2 separate regions of the Homo sapiens genome follow, and region 1 is linked to region 2. A link is a contact called in ENCODE Hi-C or POLR2A ChIA-PET data. All regions are on one chromosome and are shown on one strand. Each heading gives the region's core, a stretch centred on a gene start or an enhancer-like site at or near the end of the contact. The rest is flanking DNA. Distances are from core to core; before and after follow the strand shown.

Region 1 (6,018 bases), core at 588-3,087, 210 kb before region 2:
TGGGGTTGGGTGGGGCGGCGCCTACATCCTGTGTGGCTTGGGCTTCCTCCCAGCATGGTGGCTCTAGTGGAGCTAGATTTCCCTCGAGACGTCTGAGGGCTCCAAAAGCCAGCTGGTTCCAGCCAGCTGTTAGCGTTGGGGACTCGGGCCCTCAGGGAGCCCCTGTTCCAGCAGGCAGGGTGTGAGCTGCGTGGCCATTTGCGACCGAGTCTCAGAGGCCACAGAGCATTGTTTCCAGCACAGTCTGTGGTTGATGATGAGACAGCCTGCCTGGATCCAGGGGGACACAGACCCCCACTTGCTGATGTGAGAGATCAAGGGACTGGTGGTCCTGTTTTCAAACCACCACACCTTCCAGGGTCCAGGAACTCTTGACCCAGGTGAGCTCTGGCTGGGGGTCAGCAGGCATCAAGCTAGTTATGCTGCGCACAACGCCTGATTGGCTGTCTAGTCCCAGGGACAGGCTACGGCGTTCATGATACGGGCACAGGCCGGCTGGTTCCTCTACACCAGAGTGTGTGTCTGGCCACACTGTGCGCCATGCACACAGGGAACACTCAGATGTTGGATGAATGAATGTACGACCAACTCTAAACCCAGACGGGACTCTTGCAGAGGCAGCCTGGGTCAGAAGGAATGGAATCGCTGCGCGGAGGAGCCCCGGAGACCTTAGGCGGGGTGGGGAAACTGAGTCTGGGAGACAGCGGGTCTGGCTGGGGTATCAGAGCTGAGGCTGCAGCCCCGCTGGGCCTCTCACACTTTGCTCCTCCGAACTACCCGAGTGAGAAGGAGTCTTGTCATCTTGCTTTTGGTCTGATTATTGTTGCTGTCAATACAGTAAAGCAAACTTTACACGCTTTAGAAGGACGAGGTCCTGGTCATGTGCTGGTGCTCCTAGGAGCCCACGTTTATATTTTTCTGTAGGCCGAAGAAATCACAACAAGTAACTTTCATGAAGGTAGACAACCCTGGTATCAACTCTCCGCATTGATGGAGAGCAGAGAGGCTGCTCCCACCCCGAGGTGGTGACAGGCCGCTCTGGAGGGGGTGAGGCTTGGCCAGGGACGGGGTGGGGGTGGCCCCTGGGTGCTCTGGGACTGGGGCCTGGGTCCCTGAGATAGGGTGGAGGAGGCCCGTAGGGAGCAGGGGAGCAGGCTGGTTCCACGGACCCCTGCCTTCCTGCTCCCACTCTGGAATCCTCTTGTCCTTGGCTCAGGGTTGGGATCTAGCCTGGGCTTGCCCCACCAGTTTTGCCTGTCACTGGGCCATAAACCCCTCCTGTTTATGGGCCGGGCCACCACCCCACTGGAACCTGGCCAGGCTTCTCCTAGGAGGGCGGGCTCACTCCCTCTGGGAGTCCCCCCACACCACACAGGGCAGCCGCCTGGAGGCCCGATGAGGTGGCTAGAGGTGTGGGTGGCCCTGTGAGCAGTGGGCGGCACCCCTGGGGTGGTGGTGGCTGGAATTCTCAGGCCCCAGGCTCTTCCCGGGCCGTTAGGCCGAGTGCATCCAGGCAGCCCTGCACACCCCCTCACCACCCACCCCACCCCACCCCACCCCACCCCACCCCACCCCACCCCACCCCCGGCGCAGGAGGCCACGTGTCTGTTCACCTCCACGTCTAGGCTCGGAACGCCGGAGAGCAGGGGCGGGGACCCCAGTGTAGGGAGCCTGGGCCTGTGTCCGCTAAACGTGTGACGTGCACACAGAGTGTTGGTTTAATTCCGCAGACGCTCCCTGGTGCCTCCTGTGTTAGCGTTGGGGACTCGGGCCCTCAGGGAGCCCCTGTTCCAGCTGGCAGGTGGGGACTGAAGCTCCCTTGGAGTGTGTGGGCAGGTAGAGGAGGGCACCGCCCTGAGCCTCAGGAATCTACTCGCCGGCCTCAGGAGGCAGTTACACACCCGGCCCCCTCCCGGTTCTACTGGCCCCTGGGACAGGCTGCAGGGCTGGCTAGGAGTCTGGCTTCACACCGGCCCCCAGAGGTGGTGCCTCTGCCCGCAGTGAGTGGGGGCACAGGGGTTCCTCACCAAGGCTCCACCGGCGTAGCTGAGGCACTTGTCCCCAAACGGGAGCCCCCCGCCAGCTGGAAGGGTCCTTCCAAGTCCAGGGGAGGCAGACAGGACCCCCTGTGCAGGCGACAGAGGGCAACTGCTCTGAGCTCAGGGCCTGGGGAGGTGACTGTGTGGCAGGCGGGGTCCTATGTGGCAGGCAGGGTCCCGTGTGGGGAATGCTCAGAGCCCTGCTGACTCCACTGGCTTCTGGGCATTCCTGGTCTGACCTCCAGGCCGGCTCCTGGGACCCTACCAGTCTGAGGGATGGGGAAGGAAAGGGTAGGGCGGGCAACTGTGCCCGAGAGGGGACCCCAGCTCTGGACTCTGGCTGGCTCGAAACACCTTGGGGCCATGCCCATCTGTCCAGTTGGGCTGTAGAGAGGCTTGGAGGAGCCACCGGAGTGAAGGAGGGTCGCCAGCGTCTTTAAGAAACCGCAGGATGCTGACGCCCCTAGAGCCCCCATTGGGTTGGTGAGGAAGTGGGGGCCCTGGGGGGATGTGTGAGTTGTGTTCCTCTCAGCAAGTCTGGCTTCCTTGGGGGCCTAGGAGGGGACACTGAGGGCTTGCTGTCCCCATGGGGAGGTTGTAAGGTGAGACTCTCAGGAGCTCCTTCCTCCTGTCTAGGGGGTGCCCCCTTCCCCCCACCTTTCTGGGGTGACAGGCCCGGGGGGGCCCCCAGATTTTCTGAGGCCTGGGGGCTGGCCTGGCCGGCTGGGTCAGGAAGTGAAGGGCTGGCATGGGGGAGGGAGGGGAGGACTGGAAAGTGCATTCCAGGCGGGTGACACAGCCTGCGGCCTTGGGGTGGGGTGGGGCCAGGCTGGGCTGCCCTTCTCGGGAAGGTCCCTGGGATCCAGCTCCCCGAGGAGGCAGATAAGAGGGGTGGGGCCTGGCTGCATGGGAAGAGGAAATTCCAGGCCTGGGACAGCTGCTGCTGTCTTTCAAGGCTGGATTCAAATGCCACCTCCTCCTGGAAGCCGCCTCAGATTCCTCTGCAGCCCCTGGACCAGGGGCGCCCTCCTCCAGGGACCCCGGCTCCCCTGGGCTCTGGTCAGGTCAGCCCCAGGCTGGGCCCTCCACGGCCCTGATCCACCGCAGCGCACTCCTGCTGTGCACCCCTGCAGTGCACCCCAGAACCTAAGCAGGGCCTGGCCGGGCCGCCCACAACCACGGAGCTGGGGTGGGTGTGTTCCCTGCACCCAAGGCCGGCGGCCAGGCGTGGAGGGAGGGGGGCGTGTGAGTGAGGGCCACAGCCTGGTGGGGGAGTCGATTTCCTGGTGCTTCCTGTGCCCAGCGCTGTTCCCAGCCCTCTCCATGGATTAACTCACTCTCTCTATTCCTGATTTCCCTGGAGTGTAGGCAAATCAGCCCCACTTCACAGCTGAGGACGCTGAGGGCAGTCGTGGTAAGGCCAGGTCCCTGGCAGGCTGGCCCCGGAGGTGGATCAGGTCCCTCTCCCACCTGGGAGCCGGGTGGGCCGATGTCTTTTTTTGGCGGGGACCAGGAGAGTGAAAGCCTGGGAGCTGGGTTGGCCAATGTCTTTTTTGGGGGGGGGACTCTTCAGGAGGGTGAAAGCCAGGCTCACTGTCCCTGGGGGCTTCCAGCACCATGAAGGTGAGTGCCCCCTGGCCCCTGAACAAGGTCCCCCTCCACCACACCCAGGCCCCCTCCATCACACCTAGGCACCCTCCATCACACCTAGGCACCCTCCGTCGCTGCTTCCCCGGCTCGGCAAGGCTTCACGGAGCCCACTTCTTGGAAGTGAATATGGATGAGTTTAGGCCCCTGCAAGTCTCCCGAGGAGAAGCTGGGGGTGCCCAGTGGTGAGAAAACTCCCCCATGTGCCAGGCACTGGCATTGGCTCATTTCATCCTCACTGCAGCATTAAGTCAAGGGTGGCTGCCAGCCTCCAGGTGGGCCCGAGGTCCTACCTCCCCATGTCTGTGCCCTCCCATAGCCCTTCCTGCATTGACAGGGCCTGTGCTGGGGTGGGGCTTCCCAGGAGTGGTCAGAGAAGACACGGTGGCTTTGGCCTTGCTGTTTGGGCCTCTTGCTCCCCGGGATGCCAGCCGCCATGTTGTGAGGACACTCAAGCAGCTGCAGGGTGAGAAACCGACACCTAACAACCACGGCCTGGTCCACAGGATCCCGGGGAAGCCGTTTCTGAATTCCTGAACTACAGACACCGTGAAGTCATGAATTTGTTTTGTTTTTGGTTTTTGAGGCAGGGTCTCGCTCTGTTGCCCAGGCTGGAGTACAACGGTGCGATCACGGCTCACTGCAGCCTCAACCCCTGGGCCCAAGCCATCTTCCCGCCTCAGCCTCCCAAGTAGCTGAGACTATAGGCACGCACCACCACGCCTGGCTAACTTTGTAATTTTTTGTAGAAATGAGGTCTGTGTTGCCCAAGCTGGACTCAACCTCCTGAGCTCAAATGATCTCCTGCCTCGGCCTCCCAAAGTGCTGGGATCACAGGCGTGGGCCATGGTGCCTGTCATGAGGTCTTCACTGTTGGGTTGAGACTCTGCATTTGGAGGTGGTTTATTAGGCAGCAATAGAGAACCATGGCAGCAAATGTTATCATTTCTGGGATACTGAGGGTAAGCGTGGCTGTCATCCAGGAACAGGCTAGAAGGAGACTCTGGACCCCGGGCCGTCAGGGCTGAGTGACCCTCATCCGTGGTACCTCACGGCCTCTCTGGAATTCTGGGGTCTCTGTTGGACACTCTGGGTGACACCCTGTGGTTCCTGGAGACCCCTCCTGCTGGGTTTCACACACGGCCTCGCCGACGGGCCAGAAGACCACAATGGCTTTGAAAAGCAAGAGCCGGCGGTGTTGCCTCCTAGGAGCTCCCTAGGGACCAGGTGGGGCTGGCTTGGGCCCAGGCCAGACCTAGCCCCTGAGGTTTGCTAATGGAAGGTGGGTCTGGGTTCTGCCCCCATCAGCTCCTCCAACAAGAGCCCGGGCAGGGAGGACAGAATTATTTTTAACCTGTGATCTGCCAGGGAAGTGCTCTGTAACTCAGGGGAAGGCCCCAGACTTGGCAAGGGCGGTGTCTTCAGGAGCCAAGCCCCTCACCTCTCCTGCCAGGGGTTCCTTTTACCGTCTTATGGTGGATTTCCCTTTTCCTTGGGCTTTTGGGGTATCCACGGAGCAGAGCTGTGACCTGGCTGGCTTAGGGTTTTTTTTTTTTTTTTTTTTTGAGACAGTTTCACTCTCATTGCCCAGGCTGGAGTGCAGTGGCGCGATCTTGGCTCACTGCAACCTCCCCCTCCTGGGTTCAAGCGATTCTTCTGCCTCAGCCTCCCAAGTAGGTGGGATTACAGGCATGCACCACCACGCCCGGCTAATTTTGTATTTTTAGTAGAGACGTGGTTTCTCCATGTTGATCAGGCTGGTCTCGAACTCCCAACCTCAGGTGATCTGCCCGCCTCGACCTCCCAAAGTACTGGGATTACAGGGGTGAGCCACCGCACCCAGCCGGCTGGCTTAGGTTTTAAAATTAAGGCTCACTCTAGGACCGTAGGGGATCCAGGGAGAAGGCTGAAGGGAGGCCACAGTTATCCCTGGAGAAGAGGTGGGGCCAGGTGGAGGTTCTACCTGGTTAGGTTTGGGAGAGGCTCAGAGGTTGAGTCAACAGGGGTTCCCCCAGACCAGAGGCACCAGGTGAGGGGGAAGGTGCAGGCCGGGTGCCCCTTGCTGGCCTGGGTGGCTGGGAGGTGGTGTCATTGTTGCCTGGGGGACGAAGCTGGGGCGCTGTGGGTTTGGGGCTCTGTTTGGGCCATAATGAGATCAGCTTGTCTTTAGACACCCATGCAGAGGTGTTGGGCAGAGCTGGACCCGAGTCCAGTTGTCAGGACGGAGGCAGTGTTGCCCCCATGAGAAGACGGTGAAGAGTGAGCTCTGGACCCTCCAGGGTGAAGAGGAGGAGCCGGGCCAGGCATGGTGGGTCACGCCTGGCGTCTCACC
Region 2 (5,475 bases), core at 800-3,299:
TGTGACGAGTGCCCTGTCCTCGGGTAGGATGCCAGGAATGGAGGAAGCCAGGTGCAGGGTAGACCTAACTGTCTGTGCTATCTCCACAAGTTTGCTGTAAATCTAAACATAAAATCCGGTGGATCACTTGAGGTCAAGAGTTCAAGACCAGCCTGGCCAAGATGGTGAAACCCCGTCTCTACTAAAAATACAAAAAAAATTAGTTGGGCATGGTGGCAGGCACCTGTAATCCCAGCTACTCGGGAGGCTGAGGCAGGAGAATTGCTTGAACCTAGGAGGTGGAGGTTGCAGTGAGCCTAGATTGAGCCATTGCACTCCAGCCTGGGTGACAAGAGTGAAATTTCGTCTCAAAAAAAAAAAAAAATCTAAACATAAAATCTAAAATAAAAGTTTCATTAAAAACAGTTGAGAGAGGATATAATATAGGATCTTGTGGGTCACTCTAAGGTTGGATCCTGTGGGTCACTCTAAGGGTTTTGGGCTTTGCTGTCAGTGTCAGCACAATGATTTTACTTTTGCAGGTGGTGTGTCTCTCGGGACCAAGTGGATGTTGAGATACCAGCCGGACAGCTATTATACCAATGCAGAAAGAAGGAAATGGTGGCTTGGGTACTAGTGCCGGGGGACGGGGGAGAGGACATGGTTGCTTGGGCCAAAGGATGGTGCTGAAGTGGGGAGAAGGGGTCTGATTCCAGGTATGTTTTGAAGGTGAAGCCAACAAGAGTTGCTGACAGATTCAGCGTGGGGATGAGAGGAAAGGAGAGTCTGGGCTGAGCCCAGGGTCTCGCCTAACTAGCTAGAGGGATGAGGCCACGCTGACCCAGTGGGGAGTGGGGAAGGGCAGTGCAGGGAGGACAATGGGGAGTTTGTTCTGAGCATGTCCTGGCTGAGATGCCTGCTGGACTTCAAGCTCAAGAAACCTCTTGGATTTAAATCTAGAGTTGAGAGGAGAGGTTGTCCTTCAGGGGTCCATATGAAAGCTTCAGGTGCTTCCGAGGGATCCTCTGGCATGACAGGTCTGAGCCCGTCTTTCCCTCTCCGGCACTGCAGGGCTCCCGCAGTTCTGCTTAGATTCCTAGCAGCCTCTGCTCAGCCCCTCTGCGCTCACCCTGTGCTGCTTGCAAACAGACACCCTGGACTGTTGGGATCCTTTCCTCTCCCCGGGATCTTGTCTCTCCAAGCCCTGGCTGTGTGAGCAGTCCTGCACTCTGATTCTCGTCTTCCTGCTGGCACGACAGTGTTGAAAGCTCCTCTGAGCTTCTCGGATTCTCAGCAGACCTCCCTGCTCAGCTTCTCAGCATCTCTGCTCATGCCAGTTATGAGTTTGCGGTTGCCCCAAAGGGTGCAGAAGTTCGGGTCACCTCAACGCGTTTCCCTCCCCCACAATGTCTTGGGCCTTCAGGTCCTGGCTGCCTTGGTAACTCTCTGACACATTGAGACACATGTGGTCATTTGTTTTCTCCAACCTGGTTGATGGAAGCCAAAAGTGGACTCCTTTTTATTTTTTTGTTTTTTGACAGGGTCTTTCTCTTTTGCCCAGGCTGGAGTGCAGTGATGCGGTCACAGCTCACTGCAGCCTCAACGTCCTGGGCTGAAGCCATCCTGCCGCCTCAGCCTCTTGAGTATCTGGGAGCACAGGTGTACACCACCATGCCCGGTTAATTTATTTTTGTAGAGACGGTGTCTCGTCATGTTGCCCAGCGTTCCGCCTAGGCCTCCCGAAGTGCTGGGATTGCAGGTGTGAGCCACTGTGCCCAGCCTCCTCGTTTTTCTTACAGTTGTGTTTCACTTTATGGATCTATTATGATTTATATAACAACCTCTTATCAACGGGCTTTTAGGCCATTGTAAATAATGCTGCAGTGAGTAATTTCACACATAGACGGCCTCACCTGTGCGCAATGGTATCTATAGGATAAGCAGAATTGCCGGGCCAAAGGGCAGATGCATTTACATTTTTATTGATGTTGCCAACTTCGTGGCCATAAACGTTGTGCTAACTTGTCCTTTCATCAGCTATGTACGAGAGCGCCTGCTTCCCCACAAGTCTGTCAACATTGAGGGTTGCCTGGCATTTTGCTTTTTGCCAGTCTGACCCGTCATAAAATGGAACCTCCATTTAGTTTCAATTTGTGTTTCCTTGTTACCAGTGTGGTTGGGTGTCTTTCTATGTGTTAAAATGCCAGTTGCCGGCCGGCGCTGTGGCTCACGCCTGTAATCCCAGCACTTTGGGAGGCCAAGACGGGTGGATCACGAGGTTGGGAGATTGAGACCATCCTGGCTAACACGGTGAAACTCCGTCTCTACTAAAAATACAAAATATTAGCCGGGCGTGGTGGCGGGAACATGTAGTCCCAGCTACTCGGGAGGCTGAGGCAGGAGAATGGTGTGAACCCGGGAGGTGGAGCTTGCAGTGAGCCGAGATTGGTCCACTGCCCCCCAGTCTGGGCGACAGAGCGAGACTCTGTCAAAAAAAAAAAAAAAGCCAGTTGCCCATTTAAGTTCTTTACTCATGTTTTGATGAGTTTGCTGGTCTTTATCTCATTGTTTTCAGGAGGGTTTTTTTAAATGTATTTGGGAAAGTAGCATCTTGTCTACCGTATGAGTTGCTAATACCTCTTCCTCAGTTGGTTGGCTATCTGTTAACTTTGGCTTGCAGTATTTTAATATTTTTAAATGTATGTCTTGCATATTTCTTTTCTTTCTTTCTTTTTTTTTAGATGGAGTCTCACTCTGTCTCCAAGGCTGGAGTGCAGTGGCACAACCTCGGCTCACTGCAACCTCCACCTCCCTCATTCAAGTGATTCTCCTGCCTCAGTCTCCCCAGTAGCTGGGATTACAGGCGCATGCCACCACGCCCGGATGATTTTTGTATTTTTAGTAGAGATGGGGTTTCACCATGTTGGCCAGGTTGGTCTTGAACTCCTGACCTCAGGTGATCCGCCTGCCTCGACCTCACAAAGTGCTGGGACTACAGGTGTGAGCCACCACGCCCGACCGATGTCCTGCATATTTCTTATTAGGCTTATTCCTAGAAGTTTGTTGTTTTTGCTACTGCTAAAATATGCTATTTAATGTCATTAACTTTGCTAACTGAGGCCAGAGCTACGGGAAACTAAACGAAGTTAACCAACCAACCGAGCAAATAGCAAGTGCTTACTGAGCCTCTATATCGTCCTCACAATATTGTCGGAATGAAGCTGCCATGTTGGGTGTTGCAGGGACAAGAGAGTAGAAGATTCAATCAATCCTCGCTTTTAAGTTGTTCAAAATTGATTGAAAAAGACATAGAGAGACACAAAGACACAGCCTGGGTGGGGACAGGTGGGCGGCCCCAGGTGAGGGGCAGGCACCGAGGTCATCACGGGCGCTGGCGTTCAGGCCTTCCGGGTGGCAGCAGGGTGGGTTGAAAGGGGACTGTGGCCGACAGGAACATGGGCAGAGGACTGGCCAAGCAATTTCTAAGAGAAAAAAGGAACACCCACGATGAACACAGGAAAAACATACCCTCCTCTCCAGTACTTAAAAAAAAATGACATTTTACTGGCCCAACGAAGTGGCAAAGATTTCCTTCAAGGGTAAAACCTTGGGTAGGAGAGTCTTCAACAGAAACAGAGGCGGAGGGGAATGGCCACCATCCCTCTACGCACCTGTCCGGGCAGCGGGGCAGTGGGCCATGATCCTGAGCGTGTCCTGCGTACCAGGCACCCCGGGCAAGCAACAGAGAACCAGGCAGGTGTGGGAAACCATGTTCTGGCTGGGGAAGCAGACAATACCCAAGTCAGCAAGTGAATATGGGAGCGTGAATTGTGACCAGCATCACCCCACAAGAGGGAATGAACGGGACATTGAGGGAGGGAGTTGTGGGGGACCATGGGGCCGGCGTTTCCCTCACAGAGGGTGATATGAAGGGGAGGTGGCATCTGAGCAGAGAGGTGAAGAATGCAAAGGGGCCGGCCGCGTGGAGACAGCGGGGAGGAGAGGTCCAGGCAGAGAGATTAGAATGAGCCAAGGCTCTGCCTGGGAGCCGTGGCGGGCAGGCGGGCATCTCTCTCTCTCCCCATGGTCTCAGGGCTTCTCCACGTGCGATAGTTTCACAGCACGGTGGCCTCGGAGCATCCAGACGGCTAACTGGACAGCTCGGGGTTGCACGTGCCTGTTCCCAGAGACCAGGCTGACACCGACGCCTCCCGTGACTTCAGACCCCACAAGTCACGCAGATGGTTTCTGCCGTTGCCACAAGCCCACCCTGGAGGCCAGGGCAGGGGCCTGGACCCCACCTTCCTATCAGTCTCTCATAAGAAGAGCCCCTGGCTGGGCTGGGAGATGTCGCTGTGGCCACCATGGGGCAGCCAGTGGGCAGAGTGAAGAGCCAGGCATAGAGGCCGGCAGAGACCCGACAGTGCAGGTGCCTGGCGGGCCGGGATGGGCCAGGTGGACGGGAAGGACAGTGGCTATGAGATTCAAAGCGCCTGCTGAAAGGACTCATCCTGGCTGCCTGTGCGCCAGAGCTGCATGCAAAGGGCAAGGTGGGTGCGGGGAGACTGGGCAGGACCCTGTCTCACAGCTCCTGCTCGGCCCCCTGGCTGAGGTGAGGAGGGCCACACCTGAGGTCCTCCCCTAACAGGGACCACATGTTTCCTCATGCTCTTGGCCAAAATGAGATGACCATCTTGGTGGTGTGTGCGCTGCAAAGTGAGCCTGCCAGGCCAATGGGAATAGATTCAGCAGAATAACACCCAAACGTAATTCAAGCAAAGACAAACATCTCATGTCAGGCTCACGGCATTCAGAGAAACATGGGAGAATTCCTGCCTCCGTGCATGGGCCAATCAGATAGGGCCACTCCTGAGTTGCTCTGTGTTGGGAAATGACCTAATAGCCTTACAGCTTGTTACTGATTAATTTTGTTTGATGTGGGAGGCTGCATGGATTTTTAATAAGGGCTACTTGTAATTGCAAGCCGACTGAAGCTTCCAGAATCATGAAGTGCATTTCAGGGAATTTTGCAAAACACAGGACACAAGGCCTGTGTGCCCAGCACTCCCAGCTGGTAATTACATTCGAGCTGCTGTGTAGAGAGAACCTAGGGGCTCTCGTTAACTAATGACAGGAATTAGGGAGCTATTAGTGCCTGCTGGTGGGACCCGGCTCTTCCCTCATAAATCTCCAGCCCGTTGATATCCTGGCCTCCCAGTGAGTTGGGGTTTTAGTCTGTATATTAGAAAGTGCTGAGAGAGGGGAAACCAAATACAGAGAAAACTTCTAAGTCCCCCAGGCCAAGGGACATGCATGGGCCCCTGACATCTGTGCCAATCTGCTCTGCCCCCTTAAAAGAAGCCGTGACGACAGCCAGGGCGGCCACGCCGGGTACTGGGTCCTGGGTCTGAACATGACAGCTGCCCACTGGTGTATCCACAGCTTCACACGGGGACCAGCGCCCATCTCTGTCTCAACCGCCCCAGGAACAAGCCT

What was found. A loop is a pair of places that touch in the nucleus more often than their neighbours do. ChIA-PET counts read pairs that join two places held with the same protein, here RNA polymerase II (POLR2A). Pooled maps may share reads with other maps.
Region 1: a loop to region 2 is called in a pooled map, with 3 times the contacts of the local background. The contact joins two enhancer-like sites. A Hi-C loop is called at or near these places in 2 of 168 maps with a recorded cell type or tissue (PC-9 and ovary) and 2 of 50 pooled maps. POLR2A ChIA-PET finds 5 or more read pairs at or near these places in 5 of 52 experiments (A549, CD4-positive, alpha-beta T cell, H1 and 2 more).

What each region holds. Positions count from the first base shown.
Region 1 is chr7:535,255-541,272 of GRCh38, reverse strand. No RefSeq gene overlaps it. Among named protein-coding and RNA genes, the nearest start is that of PDGFA-DT, 18 kb to the right of the region's middle. RefSeq lists enhancers at 726-1,667, 1,668-2,611. Within about 2 kb of position 1,837, at least 18 of the 41 ENCODE cell types and tissues checked have a DNase peak (open chromatin) inside an H3K27ac peak, as active enhancers do.
Region 2 is chr7:326,410-331,884 of GRCh38, reverse strand. It overlaps LOC105375118 (a long non-coding RNA gene), which reads left to right. Exons shown (of 3, transcript XR_926965.4): 3 at 522-2,258. Among named protein-coding and RNA genes, the nearest start is that of FOXL3-OT1, 38 kb to the right of the region's middle. Within about 2 kb of position 2,049, at least 3 of the 41 ENCODE cell types and tissues checked have a DNase peak (open chromatin) inside an H3K27ac peak, as active enhancers do.